Regions from separate parts of the Homo sapiens genome. Here region 2 is linked to region 1. Evidence: chromatin contacts called from ENCODE Hi-C or POLR2A ChIA-PET data. All regions are on one chromosome and are shown on one strand. The core of a region is the stretch at or near the end of the contact, and the rest is flanking DNA. Distances in the headings are between cores, read along the strand shown. Region 1 has its middle 12 kb from the start of GUCY2D. Region 2 holds the start of RPL26 (ribosomal protein L26).

The links. A loop is a pair of places that touch in the nucleus more often than their neighbours do. ChIA-PET counts read pairs that join two places held with the same protein, here RNA polymerase II (POLR2A). Pooled maps may share reads with other maps.
Region 2: a pooled map shows a loop between it and region 1 (4-fold over the local background). The contact joins the promoter of RPL26 here to the enhancer-like site in region 1. A Hi-C loop is called at or near these places in 3 of 50 pooled maps. POLR2A ChIA-PET finds 5 or more read pairs at or near these places in 2 of 52 experiments (HEK293T and activated CD4-positive, alpha-beta T cell).

The regions. Positions count from the first base shown.
Region 1 is chr17:7,988,172-7,993,638 of GRCh38, reverse strand. No RefSeq gene overlaps it. Among named protein-coding and RNA genes, the nearest start is that of GUCY2D, 12 kb to the left of the region's middle. Within about 2 kb of position 3,323, at least 25 of the 41 ENCODE cell types and tissues checked have a DNase peak (open chromatin) inside an H3K27ac peak, as active enhancers do.
Region 2 is chr17:8,381,162-8,386,246 of GRCh38, reverse strand. RPL26 (ribosomal protein L26) reads left to right here and starts at 3,054. Exons shown (of 4, transcript NM_000987.5): 1 at 3,054-3,090; 2 at 3,932-4,104. The coding sequence starts at 3,937. RefSeq lists a silencer at 2,460-2,729 and enhancers at 2,161-2,878, 3,130-3,299, 2,879-3,596.

The DNA.
Region 1 (5,467 bases), core at 2,074-4,573:
GCCAGGTCCTTTAGCTTAAAGCCAGTGAACACCCTGTTGTAGGTAAATCTTTTCTATTTGTCTCAATTATATGAAGTCTTAATAGTTATGCTTTCAGTATTCCCATTTCTCATAAGATAAATATTCCAAAAAAATGGTAAGAAGCCTTGCTCTACAGATGAGGATGTAACCACAATGGAAAGTGAGGCTGGCTGACAGGACCACTGTGTGATCCCTCCAAATAAGTATTTATCAGCATATGTTCAAAAACCTGAAGTCACCATGGAATGTAGCTATGAGATTTTACAGTTGAATGTAGTAAAGTTAAGGAACCTGAAGAAGGTTCCACGATTGGGGATGACATCCAAGTAGCAGTGATATAGGAGGCAGGACTTGACTCCAGAGGTGGGGCTTGGACTCTGGACCAGATTGAAGACTAGCTGAAACACGGAAGAGGTGAGAACACCACTCCATAAGACACGCCCACCAGTGCCATGTCAGTTTACCATTGCCATGGCAACACCCAGAAGTTACTACCCCTTTCCATGGCAACAACTCAACAACCCAGAAGTTACCAACCTTTTTCTAGAAATTGTTGCATATCCACCCCTTGCCACCAGCTTGCCCTTGAATTCTTTCTTGGGTGAAGCCAAGAACCCTCCCTGGCTAAGCCTCAATTTTGGGGCTCACCTGCCCTGCATCAGTGGAACCAGTGACAGTCACAGAGGACAGCCTACACCAAAGCTTGCATTGGCAAATTCTGGGTCTTTCCTGTTCATCCAGGTTTTCCATGGGTCCACACAGTGGAGCTGGGCATGTAAGGTGCTCAGGGAGTGCTAGTGGAATGTTACGATGCCACATTCCAGGGAAGCTCTTGACCACCCCACAGAGCTGGGATGATCTCATTTTTAATCCAGAACAGGTACCCTGAGAGCTGCAGAAAGTTGGTGAATCACCTGTGGAGACTCAGCTGCCTCTGGACCCAACTTGGATGCAGAAGTGCTAGACCTTGAGTTGATGCCATAATGGGAAGAGCCTTGTGTTTTCATGTGGTTGGAATGTGAGTTGTGGTCAGAGGGCAGGCTGTGGCGTATTGTATTTTCTAAAGATGGCCACAACAGGCTGGGTGCAGTGGCTCATGCCTGTAATCCCAGCACTTTGGGAGGCCGAAGTGGGTGGATCACAAGGTCAGGAGATCGAGACCATCCTGGCCAACATGGTGAAATCCCATTTCTACTAAAATACAAAAAATTAGCCGGGCGTGGTGGCCTGCACCTGTAGTCCCAGCTACAGTCCTTGTCATCTAGGTTAAACTGGCTACACCCTCAGCCTGGTGTGAGCCAGGCCCTGCCAATCCATCACCTTGCCTGGTGACTGTGATGGGCTCGGGAGTGGACATCCGACCAAAAGCAGGCCAGTTAGTCAAGAGACTCAATTCTTGGCCGGGTGCAGTGGCTCATACCTGTAATCCCAGCACTTCGGGAGGCCTAGGCGGGTGGATCACCTGAGGCCAGAAGTTCAAGACCAGCCTGGTCAACATGGTGAAACTCCATCTCTACTAAAAATACAAAAAATCAGCCGGGCATTGTGGCGGGTGCCTGTAGTCCCAGCTACTCAGGAGGCTGAGGCGGGAGAATCCCTTGAACCTGGGAGGCGGAGGTTGCAGTGAGCCAAGATCCTGCCATTGCACTCCAGCCTGGACAAAGGAGTGAAACTCCGTCTCAAAAAAATAAATAAATAAATAAAAAGAGACTCAATTCTTGGATTTTTGTGGAAGCCATTAGGTAAGTGGGGTCTTTGCTGGTTGGATTTAAGTCTGGGAGGATGAAGGACAGCACTGTTGCAGCCGTTTTGCCACAATGAGGGGAGGGCCTTTGGGAGGATAAAGCCCAGCATAGAAGAGAGCAAAGCCTGAGGCCTGCGGCGTCTATGCCTGAATCCAGCTGTGCCTGAAGGTAGCGCTGTAGCTCAGGTTTCCAGTTACAAGAACCCATTCAACCTTTCTGCCTTAGCCTGGTTAGCATTGTGGTCCTACTGAACGTACCATTCAGGAGAATCACGTTTAAAAGTGGCACAAGACAAAGACATGAATCTGAATACCTTCAGACTGGGATTACAGGCACGTGCTAATTTTTGTATTTTTAGTAGAGACGGGGTTTCGCCATATTGGCCAGGCTGGTCTCGAACTCCTGACCTCAGGTGATCCACCCGCCTCGGCCTCCCAGAGTGCTCGGATTACAGCCGTGAGCCACCGCGCCCGGCCTCATTTTAGCCATTTTTAAGTGTACAGTTTAGTGGCATTAAGTACAGCCAAAATTTTTGTGTAACCATCACCACTACACCTGAAACTCTTCACCATCTCCAACAAAAGCTCTGTACCCATTAAACAACGACGGCCCCTCTAGTCTACTTTCTCCTGTATGAATTTACCTATTCTAAGTACCTCGTAGAGGTGGAATCATACAGGATTTGTCCTTCCGTATTTGGCTTATTTCACTCAGGGTAATGTTTTCAGGGTCCACCCACATTATAGCATGTGTAAGAATTTCATTCCTGTTAGAGGCTGAATAATACTCCATTGCATGGATGTACCACATTTTGGACACCAAGTTTTTTATTGTGAATGCAAGATTCTGGCATTAATGTTATTGAGGGTATTAATTTGAATATTTTAAGTACATTCTTGTACTTATAATTCGTGTACTCCATTCCGTTTGTTTGTTTGTTTGTTTGTTTTTTGTTTTTGAGACGGAGTCTCGCTCTGCCGCCCAGGCTGGAGTGCAGTGGCGCTATCTCGGCTCACTGCAAGCTCCGCCTCCCGGGTTCACGCCATTCTCCTGCCTCAGCCTCCCGAGTAGCTGGGACTACAGGCGCCCGCCACCAAGCCCGGCTCATTTTTTGTATTTTTAGTAGAGACGGGGTTTCACCGTGTTCGCCAGGATGCTCTCGATCTCTTGACCTCGTGATCCGCCCGCCTCGGCCTCCCAAAGTGCTGGGATTACAGGCGTTAGCCACCGCGCCCGGCCCGTGTACTCTATTCTTTAGCGGATTGCCCTTCTTTAACCACCTTTTTCAGGAGGCGGTAGGGCCTTACTTCGGGGTGATTGTCCGTTGACTCTTCACCCTGGGGAGTGGAGCTGGAGGCTGACGCGCTTGGAGGCTGGTGTGGGCTCCCTGGTCGTCCGCATGGATCATCTTTTGCTGCCTCCCCTCTCCTCTTCCGCCGACCCCCTCAGCTACCCCGTCTTGGTGCTAAGTGGATGCAGATGAGACAACGGGCACGTTTCCCTGCAGGGACCGGCTTAGCCGCCAGGGGGAGCCCCAAGGATAAGGCGCGAGGCGGCCGGGGCTCAGGTTGCGCAGGCACCGAGGGCACCTGGGCTCTTCCGCCCCCTGCTCTGTGAAGGCCAGGGTGCGGCAGGGCCACCCTCCCCGGAGTCTCTCTTCTTCTGGCCGCAGCGGGTAGACCGCAGAGTGGTCCGGGTGCAGCGGCGCCCGGGCAGCTGCGGAAGTGGCAGGGTTGGGGTGGCGGCTGGAGCGCCACGCGCGTTCCCTCTCCCGCTTCCGCACCCGCTTCTGCACCAGCCTCGGGCAGTCAGTCCCCCGGTGGTTTAGTGATGGAGGAAGCGAGGCGCGATCGGGCGGCGCTGGACATTCCTCAGCCCTGAAACCCTGATGCCCGGGGCCCGCTGCTTAGAGCTGGGGCTGGGCGGAGCTCTACTGGGGAGACCTTTCCACCTTCCTTTAGGGAGCCCCTCCTTTGCGCTGGGTGCTCAGCTCAGCACTGCGTGACTTTGCTCTCAACGAAGAACACATTTCCTCAAATTCCTCAGATTTTCAGTTCTGTTAGTAACATTCTCTCCAGCTTTATCATTTGCTGGAACAGATTTTTTTTTTTCCGAGACCGAGTTTCGCTCTTGTTACCCATGCTGGAGTGCAATAGCGCGATTTCGGCTCACTGCAACCTCCGCCATGCGCTAGCATGCCCGGCTAATTTTGCATTTTTTTTTTTCAGTAGAGACGAGGTTTCACCATGTTGGTCAGGCTGGTCTCGAACTCCTGACCTCAGGTGATCACCCACCTCGGCCTCCCAAAGTGCTGGGATTACAGGCGTGAGCCACCGCTCCAGGTCGGAACAGTTCATTTTTTAAACTGTCATACAATTACTTCTTTCTGATCATTTCCATGACGTGTGGGGAGAAAAGAGACAATTGTGGGGTACAATCCTTGAAACCAGAAATCAATGAAGTTATACTTGACCGGATTTTAACATTCTTCCGCATTATGGTTTTGTGTTTCCTCCTTTCTTCTTGTCTCTTTTTTGATAATTATAAACATTGATTCCTGGCTGGGCACAGTGGTTCCTGCCTGTAATCACCAGCATTTTGGGAGGCCAAGGCGGGAGGATCATTGAACCCAGGAGGTCGAGACGGCAGTGAACCTGATCACACCACTGCACTCCAGCCTGAGCAATAGAGCGAGACCCTATCTCAAAAAGAAAAAAAAAAGAGTCCTAATGATCTAGCACATTCTACATTCACTGCTTGATTCTGGGACATGTTTCGTTGGGGATTATAGTTCTGAATTACAAAGTATTACCGGAATGGGCTGTGATCAGGATTATAAATAGCAGCAATTACATGCTTTTTGAACTAGAAAAGATGTTCTAAATTGACCTAGATATATACAGACTATTGGGACACGTGGTGGATAAAAATTAAGGCCTAGTAGCTGGACTCTAAAAAACAATGTTTTCCACCAGGGGGAGCTGTAGACTATGTCTGAAGGTATTCAGATTCATGTCTTTGTCTTGTGCCACTTTTAAACGTGATTCTCCTGAATGGTACGTTCAGTGGGACCACAATACTAACCAGGCTAAGGCAGAAAGGTTGAATGGGTTCTTGTAACTGGAAACCTGAGCTACAGCGCTACCTTCAGGCACAGCTGGATTCAGGCATAGATGCCGCAGGCCTCAGGCTTTGCTCTCTTCTATGCTGGGCTTTATCCTCCCAAAGGCCCTCCCCTCATTGTGGCAAAACGGCTGCAACAGTGCTGTCCTTCATCCTCCCAGACTTAAATCCAACCAGCAAAGACCCCACTTACCTAATGGCTTCCACAAAAATCCAAGAGTCTCTTGACTAACTGGCCTGCCTTTGGTCGGATGTCCACTCCCGAGTCCATCTCAGTCACCAGGCAAGGTGATGGATTGGCAGGGCCTGGCTCACACCAGGCTGAGGGTGTAGCCAGTTTAACCTAGATGACAAGGACTGAGGGGGACAGGGAGAGGTCTAGAGGCAAAATCAGGCTCTGCTGCTGGAAGTGGGTGAATGGGTGCTGGTGCTGCCCTCAGAAAACATACAGAGAAGGAGGCCGGGTGTGGAGGCTCACACCTGTAATCTCCGCGCTTTGGGAGACTGAGGTGGGCAGATCATCTGAGGTCGGGAGTTTGAGTTCAGCCTGGACAACATGGTGAAACCCCATCTCTACT
Region 2 (5,085 bases), core at 1,805-4,304, 390 kb before region 1:
AAAAATAAAAAAATTAGCCAGCCGGGAGTAGTGGCTCATGCCTGTAATCTCAGCTACTCAGAAGGCTGAGGCAGGAGAATTGCTTGAACCCAGGAGGCAGAGGTTGCAGTGAGCAGATATTGCGCCACTGTACTCCAGCCTGGGTGACAGAGCGAGACTCCGCCTCAAAAAAAAAACAAAAAACAAAAAAAAACAGATAGGGACGTTCTAACTAGGCTACTGGCCATTTGCATCTGTATGGACAATTTGTACCCTGCAAATTTTCACATTGTATCAAGTGTCATGCTGTATGGATGGTGGGCTGAAGGTTTAATTTTTTTTTTTTTTGAGACAGAGTCTTGCTCTGTCTCCCAGGCTGAAGTGCAGTGGCATGATCTCCACTCACTGCAAGCTCCGCCTCCCAAGTTCATGCGATTCTCCTGCCTCAGCCTCCCGAGTAGCTGGGATTACAGGTGCACACCGCCACGCCCGGCTAATTTTTTTTTTTTTTAGTAGAGATGGGGTTTCGCCATGCTGGCCAGGCTGGTCTTAAACTTCTGGCCTTAACTTCTGACCTCAAGTCTGCCTGCCTCGGCCTCCCAAAGTGCTAGGATTACAGGCGTGAGCCACCATGCCCGGCCTGAAGGTTTCATTTTGAGACTCGGTATTGAACAGAGGGAGAAAGAAAGGAAGGCCTGGGAGGGTAGGGTGTCAGCAGAGGATGTGAGGGCTGAGGAAACAGAGAGGGCCTTGGTGGGAAGACAGGAAGACGATGGGGACACCCGAACAGGAAGGGAGTTGGGAAACTAGTAAGGACAGTAGGAAGAAAGAGAAGGAGTGACAACGTGAAGGCCAGAAAGGCAAGGCAAGGAAGGAAGGCAGGCACCTTCGGCAGCTCCCTAGGACTTCCAGACCCAAATCACACTCAGCTCAGCCCTAGAGCCCCTGGGCTCCCGTCTAAATGCCTCTCTTCAGCGGCAAGGACCTGGTTCCTGGAAAACACGAGTCACGCTGCTTCACACCTCCAAGCCTTCCTTCAAGCAATTCCTACTGCCTTGTGGAGCGAATGCTAACATTCTTCCAATTCCAGTCAATGCTGACCTCACCTCAGAAGTCTTCCCTGACCCCAGAGCTCCCTTCTGCTCCTGAATCACAGAGACAGCAAGGGCAGCTGGCTCAGCGAGCACTTTTCCTGTGGTCTCGTGGCTGTTGATTCCCTTGTCTATCTTTTCTTGTAGACAGTAAACTTCCTGAAGGCACAAACTTTGACCTATTTTGCATCGCCAGTGTCTAGTTTCAGGGCTGGCCCAGGAAAGAAGCCTCATAAATATTTGTTGAAAAGAGTCGCAGCAGAGGAATTCTTGCTGAATTTTTCAGTGATGAATAAAATCTAGGGCTACTTCCTTCACAGCATATTTAAGAACACAACTATTTTTAAATCATGAAAACGCATGTTCGTTGCTGACCATCCTCTGGGCAGTCCTGACTATGAGGTTCCCACAAATTGGGGCCATATACAGTTCCCAGAAGAGGCCGGGGAGCCAGCCTGCACGGGTTCTGCTGTGACTTATGGGTCCTGTATAACCTTGCACCAAGTTCCTCTCATTTCTCTGTGGCTGAGTTGCCCAATCTGTAAAATGGGGACAATAATACCAGCAACAACAGAGCCATTTTGTGGATTAAAAGAATTCATGATGTAAAGTGTAGAGAAGAGCGTCCCCACACTCAGAAGGCTCACTACGTCTTCGGTATTCTTGTGAAACGCCTGTCCTCTGTCACTGTGACACCCGTGTCATTCATTCAGCAGAAGCCGTTCAGCGCCGGTGCCTGCTGCACTGCCGCTGCCTCAGAAACCATTTGCAGGGGCCGGGCGCGGTGGCTCACGCCTGTAATCCCAGCACTTTGGGAGGCTGAGGCGGGCGGATTGCCTGAGGTCGGGAGTTCGAGACCAGCCTGGCCAACATGGTGAACCCTCGTCTCTACTAAAACTACAAAAATTAGCCGGGCGTGGTGGCGGGCGCCTGTAATCCCAGCTACTCAGGAGGCTGAGGCAGGAGAACCCGGGAGGCGGAGGTTGCAGTGAGTGGAGATCGTGCCAGTGCGCTCCAGCCTGAGCAACAAGAGCGAAACTGTCTCAAAAAGAAGAAAAAGACACACACACACACACACACACACACACACACACACACACACACACACACACACACACACACACACGAAGAAGAAGAAAAGAAACCATTTGCAGGGAGCGCACGGCTTCCGTCTGGTCCTGAACTGGACGCAAACAGGCCGAGCATTTAGAAACCCGCGCAGCTCCCCGCACCGAGAGGCTTCCTCTCGCCTGGCTCCTTCGAAGCGTGGTCTGGACCAGCACCTCCCACAGCACTGGGGGCGCCTTGGAAACGCGGCCTTGGACCTATTTCCGCGGGGGCAGGCGGCGATCGGTGGCCCTGGTCCTCGCAAGGCCCCTCACCACCCAGAACTGAATCTCTGGCGGGCCCTGCTGTGCGGTCAGCAGACGCCCAGGTGCAGGGGCGGTGGCCGGCGTCGCGGTGGAGCTCGTTAAAGTACCGGCACGCTGGCCGCGCCCACGCCACGGGCGGGAGGGGACGGTGAGTGCAGGGACCCAGGCGACCGGCCGGCCGGCGTCCCCGCGCCTCCTGGCGGCCAGAAGCAGGGCCTGCGCTTCCCCGGCTAAGGGGTGCCGGCCCCCGCCCCGGCACCTGGGAGTGAAGGTACCAGCGGGTCTCCTGGGCGGTCTCCTGGGGCCGCTCGTTCCTTCATCACCCCCAGGGGCAGTTGGACCCTGAGCAGCCTTAGCCAATAGCCCCGGGACTACCCTTCCCAGAGGATTCAGCGGCAGCACCCGGGTCTCGGAAGGGAGACACTAGGACCTGGAGGAGGGGAGTTTTGCAATCCCTCGCAGTTCCCCTCCTAGCCACTAGGTGACACTAGCCATAAATTTATTTCCCAGTTTACTCCCCTCGCTCAAACTCCGCGCCCCTCTCGCTCCGAGAGACATAGGTCTCGCGAGATCTTTGGTAAACTTACAGAACCGGAAGCAGCGTGTAGTTCTCTTCCCTTTTGCGGCCATCACCGAAGCGGGAGCGGGTAAGGATTCGGCGGGCAAGCGGGTGTAATCAGCAGCCATCCGTTCTTGGGCATGGTGGCTTCCGACCGCGGGGACCCCGAGAGTCTCTTGTCGGCCGAGTAGCAGCCAGGAAGGAGAGACTGGGATGGTTTTTTATCTGTTGCTTTCTTAAATCAAGGGCCGCCGGGCCGGAGATGGATGGAGGGACCGGGGATTTGGGAACTCGAAAACGAGCTGAGGGAAGGGAGCCTGTGGAAATAGACTGGAGTCTGGGTAGTGTCGTTTCCTAGAGAATGGTCTCGAAGTAACTTCTCGGTAAAGTCTTCACGGAATTTCCAGACCACACTTGCCCACTGGGAGGCTTTTAGGACCCGAGACGTGTGCAGGCTTTTCCAGGTTCGGGTTGGTGGGCCTTATTCATTTTGGCGGGGCTATACGTATTCACTCTTAAGCCTGTAGAAGATGAACGTTGATTGTACCTTCTAAAACGTGAGGTTATAGTTAAGAGAATTGCGTTGTCGGTCTGCTCAGCAGAGATGTAAGTCCAGTCTTGATTTCCTCAGGCACTACTTGAGGAGTTGGGAGAGTGTAACTAAAAGGTCTTATAACTAGGACAAGTGTTTTTGATGCAAAAGTCTTTAGTCCGTAAACATATACAGAAAACACCCGAATAAAACAAAAAATAAAAAGTTTCGAGCTTCGGTTGATAGGCCCTTCCGATCAAACAGTTTTTGTTGAAGTTGCACAACATGACACTGCCTATGATCATTCTAGACTATCAAGATAAAATCATTGCGGTTATTTGTTTGGAAGCTGGATGAGATTTTGGTCATTTAAGAGTCTTTTTAACTTTTTATTTAGCCAAAATGAAGTTTAATCCCTTTGTGACTTCCGACCGAAGCAAGAATCGCAAAAGGCATTTCAATGCACCTTCCCACATTCGAAGGAAGATTATGTCTTCCCCTCTTTCCAAAGAGCTGAGACAGAAGTACAACGTGCGATCCATGCCCATCCGAAAGGATGATGAAGTTCAGGTGTGTATCCCTACTTGTTCTCGTTGTCTTGATGGATATTTTACGCACTTAGCTTAGAAGAGAGATTGCATTCCTGAGAAAGATGCTTCTGAGACTCTTGCTCCCAAAGAGTGGCAAGATGAGTTGAGCCAGGGACCAAAAAACAGTAAGTAAGCTGCTTTTCAGTTTTTAATTGTATTATTTGGTGAAAATCTTTTTTTTTTTTTTTTTTGAGATGAAGTCTCGCTCTTGTCCCCCCCAGGCTGGAGTGCAGTGGTGCCATCTCAGCTCACTGCAACCTTCGCCTCCCGGGTTCAGGCGATTCTCCTGCCTCAGCCTCCCGAGTAGCTGGGATTACAAGCGCCCGCCACCACGGCTCGGCTAATTTTTGTGTTTTTAGTAGAGGCGGGGTTTCACCATGTTGGGCAGGGTGGTCTCGAACTCATGGCGTCAGGTGATCAGCCCGCCTCAGCCTCCCAAAGTGCTGGGATTACAGGCGTGAGCCACCGCGCCCGGCTGAGATGGGGTCTCACTCTTACCCAGACTGGAGTGCAGTTGCGTGGTCATGGCTCTTGTGGGCTCAAGTGATGCTCCCATGTAGGACCTTTTTTTTGTTTCTGTAGAGAGGGGTCTCACTTTACTGCCCAGATTGGTCTCCAACTCCTGGGGATCCTGCCCGAAAATCAGTTTCCTCAAACGTCAGATGATGTGACCATAATTAGGTGACATAATCAGAACATTGCTTTGGGATTAATCCTTTTATCAATATATTGTGACTACCCAACAGGCTCATTTTGCCTGCTGTCCAGATAGAGCCGATTTATCTAGACAGGAATTGCAATAGAGAAAGAGTTTAATTCATGCAGAGCCAGAACGAGAGACCAGAGTTAACTACTCAAATCATTCTCCCGGAAAATTTAGGGATGGGAGTTTTTTTAAGGATAATTTGGCAGGTAGGGGGCCAGGGAGTGGGGCGTGTTGACAGGTCGTATCAGAGATGAA